Regions from separate parts of the Mus musculus genome. Here region 2 is linked to region 1. Evidence: chromatin contacts called from ENCODE POLR2A ChIA-PET data. All regions are on one chromosome and are shown on one strand. Each heading gives the region's core, a stretch centred on a gene start or an enhancer-like site at or near the end of the contact. The rest is flanking DNA. Distances are from core to core; before and after follow the strand shown.

Region 1 (2,700 bases), core at 154-2,653:
ATTGGATTCCCTGGTGGTTGTGAGCCATCTATCCTGTGTGCACAGAACTCAGCTCTAGTTGTCTGTAGCAAGCACTCTTAACCACTCTTACTGCCCCACTGGTATGTTTATAAAAAGAGAGAGAGAGAAAGAGAGAGAGAGAGAAAATATGAATATGTTCTATGGATGTGTGGTAGGTATGGGGGACCAGCCACATGATGGTATAGTGTAGAATAGAGTTTATTCAGGACATGGGGAGGGGAGTTAAGAGGGTAGTAGAGGCAGAGAAAGGCAGAGAGAGGGAGTAGAGAAATAAAGGTGTGTGTGTGTGTGTGTGTGTGTGTGTGTGCGCGCGCGCGGGGGGGGGGGTGGGGTGGGGGGAGGGTGTAGGGAAGGGATGGGGGAAGAGAAGAGCCCAAGAGGGCAAGAGAGGGAGGAGAGGGCAAACAGCCCCCTTTATAGTGGGTCAGGCCTACCTGGCTGTTGGCAGGTAACTGTGGGAAGGAGCTTAAACAGAATGCTAACACCGGTCCCCTACAGTTTTGATGTCTTGTTCATATTCTAGGCTGACCTTGAATTTGGGGCACTCTTCCTGTGTCAGCTTTTAAGTACCAGTGTTACAAGTTTTGAGCCATCATACCTGAGTACTTAGTTATTGTTGCTTAATTGTTGAATTTTCTGATGCTGGGGAATTGAAATCAGAATCTTGTGTATGCTGAGCAAGGATATTATATATATTACCAGTCTTCTTTTCATAAGGATGTTGTCACCAGTAGCTGGCTGAGGACTATTTTGTTCTACCCAGATAGAAGTTGTGTGTAGGAAAGGGGAAATTCTTCAAATGCTGGTCTCTAAGCAGCCTTTTTTTTTTTTTTTTTTTTTTTTTTTTGCATTGGTGTTTAGTAACTGCAAGCTTTGCCAGTAAGGTAGCAGAAGCCAGAGGTACCCTCTAGGGTTCTAGTCCTCCAGTTTCTGGGTATTGGAATCCTTAGCCCTATAAATGTTATAGGCCCTGTGTAGGCCTTAACTACTAAGTAGTCGTTGGTATAACCCCTCAGCATGGGCAATGAAGACTTACTACAATTCTGTGGGAACCTGCTAACCTGCAGTATCTGTTGATTACTTCTGCACACACACTTTTGATCCTTCATATGCATAATCCTCTTGTCACATATGCTCTCCTTCTGCTTTCTTCTTCCTTCCCGTCCATTTGAACTGTTTGTTCAGTTGCTTCTAAAGTTGTCAAGGAGCCGTGTGTCCGTAGTGTCCCCCTGCCCCCACTCTGGTGCATGCTGGGATATTTGGGAATAGTTTGGGTATGAATTCAGGCCTGGGGAAGTGGGGATGGGTTGTGAGCTGGGCCGTTTGGGAGCCACCCAGAAGTCAAGAGCACAGGCCAGGACTGCCACTCTGCAGGACTACAGCTGCTTCTTCAGCTGTTTAAGCCTCTTCATCTGTGGGGCTTTCATTGTCAGCACCACTGCCATTCTGCTGTTTCTGCTCGCTGCTGCTGCTACTGCCCCTGCCTCTCTCCTCTCCCACCTCCCTCTGGCGACCAGTTCAGCCACATTACTGAAAGTAGGCAAGAAAGACCATTTAGAGAAGCATTTTATTGCGCCTAATGCTGCAGTTTTAGGGGAAGCAGCACAGGAGAGTGTCTCCCAGCTGGCTCACTCAGTGAGCCTGACCAGCTTTATAGAGCCCCAGAAGCCGCCTTTGCACCCATCATCCCCTTTGTTTTGGGTCATTCACATCCACTTGTTTGAACATTATCTCTTTGTACTCATCATAGCCACTGAGTTGAACCAATCACCTCTCTGAGGGAAAAGTGCTTCCTTTTGGCCAAAGTGGAAATGATTTCAAGGTCATCTAGATTTCACTCAGGACTGTGAAAGGAAAAATTTGGTGCAAACTGTTTCACACAATTTTGGCTGGGGCTGTGCCTTCAGGAGCCAAGGCAGTCAGCTGCAGTCTGCTTAGTTGTCTCAAGGTATCCATGGAATGTTGAGGATGGCTGTAGCTGGCAAAAGAGTAGTCTGGCTGGCTGTTACTCTAATAGTCTTTTTTCCCAAGACAGAAAGGGTAATGAGGGAGAATACAGCACCTGCTAACCAAGGAGTCCAGTTGCCCATCCCCAGTGCCTTTCTTTATGGTATTAACAGTCTGAAGACAGGGCTGGGGCTGGGGGTGGGGAGTGCACCCTTTGATCTCAGCACTCAGGAGGCAGAGGCAGCTGGATGAGACTGTCCTGGTCTTCCAGAGCAAGTTCCAGGACAGCCAAGGGAACAAATATAAACCAAAAGCAAAAACAACACACAAACTCAAACAGTATAAAGATAAAGAACTTAAACTAATACTGGTCGTAATCTTTTTTTAGGTTTATTTTATGTGTATTGGTGTCTTCAAGAGCAAACAAGTTCTAACAACTGAGCCATCCTCCAGCCCCACTAGTAATGATTTAATAGTTTACTAAGTAGTATACAGGGAAGGGTAGGTTCTCCTCAGACCTTAATACAAAATAGTCTCTAATTATGCATGGACTTTACAATTTAAATGTATACTTTGTGTAGTTTGGTATAGTAGACCCATGTTCATGCTTGTACTCTGCTGATAGTAAACAGGATAGTTAGGAAGGCTGTAATTAATGTGTTTAAAAGTTGCTTTGATGTCCACAGATGGAAACTGCTACCAAACCAAATGCTGGTGGTTTTAATTACACTT
Region 2 (2,700 bases), core at 196-2,695, 260 kb before region 1:
TATCCCAAAACACTCCAGTATGTCCACTGAACGAGCTTTGACCTGGTACATCCTGAAAGTCCAATATGTGAACCAACGTCTCCACCACCCAAGTGCTCTCCTTCCAAGGTGGAGGAGACCCAGACATACTTACAACTACCAATCTCTAGCTCTCTATGCTAAAACAAGTTGAAAGGGCTTGAAGTTCCACCTAATTACAAGGGGCCTAGGCTTCTTGACACTGGAAGGAGGGAGCACTCAGAGCTAGAGGACCGATACTAACCTTTTTTTTTTCTTTTTTTTTTTTTTTTTTTTTTTTGCACTCTGCGAGTCCCATAGTCCAGCAAGCACAGTTCAGGCAGCTGGCCTTCCCTCTCCTACTGACCTCCCCATCCCAGTGCCCACTCCAGCCCGCCCCCTGTGCGAAAGCGCAACCCTCGGAGGTCCCCGCACCTACAGGACCAGACGACAACCGGCGGGCCGCTACTCGCCGGGAAAAGAGGGCAAGACAGCCGGCTTGGACGCTTCCCGCCCCTTGCCTCCGGCCACCCATCTCTCCCGCCACCGCCAAGACTGCCAGCCCTTCCCTCTGGTCCAGCCCGGAGCTAGCCCAAAATCTCGTCCAAGAGGCCAGCGAGGGCCCGGTCCTCACCAGCACCGACCTCCAAGGCCTCCACATCTCTCCCACAGGACCAGGCCGGTTCAGATGCAAAAGGCCCGAAAAGCAACTCGCAGCGCACCCCGCCAAACCGAGTTCCCGTCCCCAAAAGCTGCTGCTTTCCGAGTCCGAAGGTCCTCGGCCGTAGCTTCCGGGCCTCTCCGACCCTCCCGCTCCACGCTGTCCCTCCGAGGCCGATCCCGATCCCGGAGGCTGGGAGGCTTCCTCCACCAGCATCCCCACAACCCGTCTCCGCCCGCGGCCGGCCCAGCCCAGCCCCCGCCCGGCGTGCCGCGCTCACCGCTGAGCGCCGAGGCCTGAAGGGTGGCCCCGGACGTGCCGTCGATGACTTTGATGGTCCCGCGGCTGGTGACGGCCAGGATGGCGTTAAGCGCCGGGTGGTAGGAGAGGCTGTGCAGCCCGTCGGCGTCGCAGCGCATGCAGCCATCCCGCAGCACCAGCCACTCGGAGACCCCGGCCGCCCCCGCCCCTGCCGCCGCCGCCGCGGAGGAGCAGCTCGGGCCCGAGGCCTCCGCAGCCGCAGCCGCCATCTTCCGGCCTGCGCTCAGCACAATCACACTGGGAAGCCGCTCAGTGACAGTCCCGGGAGGTGCAGCACCACAGCCAGTCACCATCCGGGGCCAGGGGGCAAAGCGGAGCGCGTTAGCCGGAAGTGAAGTCAAGCGCCTGCACGCACAGGGAACGTCGCCCGCCAGGCCGGCCAGGCCAAGCGAGCTCGCAGGCTGGCGGGGGAGGGGAGAGAGGGCCGCACCAAAGGAGGGGCCGGAGCCCAGGGGGTGGAGCATGCGCGGGAGTGCCGATCTAGCCAGAGCAGAGGGAAGCTAATAAGGAACTTCCGAAGGCACAGAAAAGGCGGGGCAGGGGCGGGACCTGGCCTAGTAAGCATGCGCAGAAGAGCTCCCAGGGCCCGGTAGGCGGGCCTCAGAAGAAGAAGGGGGCGGGGCTGAAACTTTTTTTTTTCAAGCGCGGAGCATGCGTGGTAGGACTAGGCGCGTGCCACGCGCTGCTGCTCCAGCCAGCCCTGCGTCCTCAACGTCCCAGTTTCTTCCTTCGAGCCCCGGGAGTGGTATCGGCGGGAGTTCCGCCCTGCGCGTGGCAGGGAGGGTGGTGCTGGGCCCTGTGCATTTCCGCTAGGCAAACCCGAGCCCGCGCGACTTGTCTGGTACGCCCAGAGGCCCCTTCGTGGCCAGGGCGGCTGATTCCCAGCGGTTCCCAGCACGGGGCAGAGGAGGAGGGCGTTGCGGGGTGGAGGCGAGATCCGGAAGTAGGCCTCTATCATTGCACACTCTGACAAGCCTCTTCATTGGAACTGAACCTGATTTTTTTTTTACGACGCCTGCCCTAGTTTCAGATTTTTTTTACACTTGATCTTAGAAGACTGAGAAGCGATAGTTCCAAATCTTTTAATAAACAGACATGCTCATTAATGAGGTGCTGGACACATTACAGGTCAGCCTAGTGTAGCTCATTGCAAAGGATTTACATGATTTTTGGTGGGGTGTTGTGGATTGCCCTGGGGCTAATTATATTTGATGTCAATTCTGTTCTCCTGTGAGGAGTTGTGAACAAGGAATGAGTCAGCACTTAGGTGATTTCTTGTAAACCTTCCCACCTTAATTTGTAAAATAAAGGAAAGCTGATGATTGGGCAGAGAAAGGGAAAGTGGAGTGGAAAGAAAGGAAGGAGGTTTGAGACAGAGAAGGCAGAGGAGGAGGAAGAAGAAAAGCAGAACAGAAGAACATGGCCTGGAGAAAACGCAAGTTCTAAGTGGTCTCATAGATGTGGAAGATGGTAGTGTAGTGGTTGTAGATCTGCCCAATCTAGGCGCACAGCATGTATTCATACTAATTGTGTCGTGTTTTCATTGCCAGAGCATAATTGGGTTGGAGAGATTTGCTGTAACAGTGGAGTATCCTCCTTCGTTAGATTTGAAAGAACATCTTTCTTAAACTTTATGTTGAAACAGTTACTTGTCAGTCAGTCACTTGTAGTTACAGTGTAGCGGTGCCTGGGTGTGGTCTCGCATACCTAGAATCCCAGTC

What was found. ChIA-PET counts read pairs that join two places held with the same protein, here RNA polymerase II (POLR2A).
Region 2: POLR2A ChIA-PET joins it to region 1 with 11 read pairs in Patski. The contact joins the promoter of Birc6 here to the enhancer-like site in region 1. POLR2A ChIA-PET finds 5 or more read pairs at or near these places in 2 of 5 experiments (Patski and embryonic stem cell).

Annotation. Positions count from the first base shown.
Region 1 is chr17:74,263,995-74,266,694 of GRCm38, reverse strand. All of the region lies in intron 1 of Memo1 (mediator of cell motility 1), which reads left to right. Among named protein-coding and RNA genes, the nearest start is that of Gm52299, 11 kb to the left of the region's middle. Within about 2 kb of position 1,403, at least 2 of the 3 ENCODE cell types and tissues checked have a DNase peak (open chromatin) inside an H3K27ac peak, as active enhancers do.
Region 2 is chr17:74,527,040-74,529,739 of GRCm38, reverse strand. It overlaps Birc6 (baculoviral IAP repeat-containing 6), which reads right to left and starts at 1,445. Exons shown (of 73, transcript NM_007566.3): 1 at 939-1,445. The coding sequence starts at 1,272. It overlaps Gm31645 (a long non-coding RNA gene), which reads left to right and starts at 1,540. Exons shown (of 3, transcript XR_385765.4): 1 at 1,540-2,107.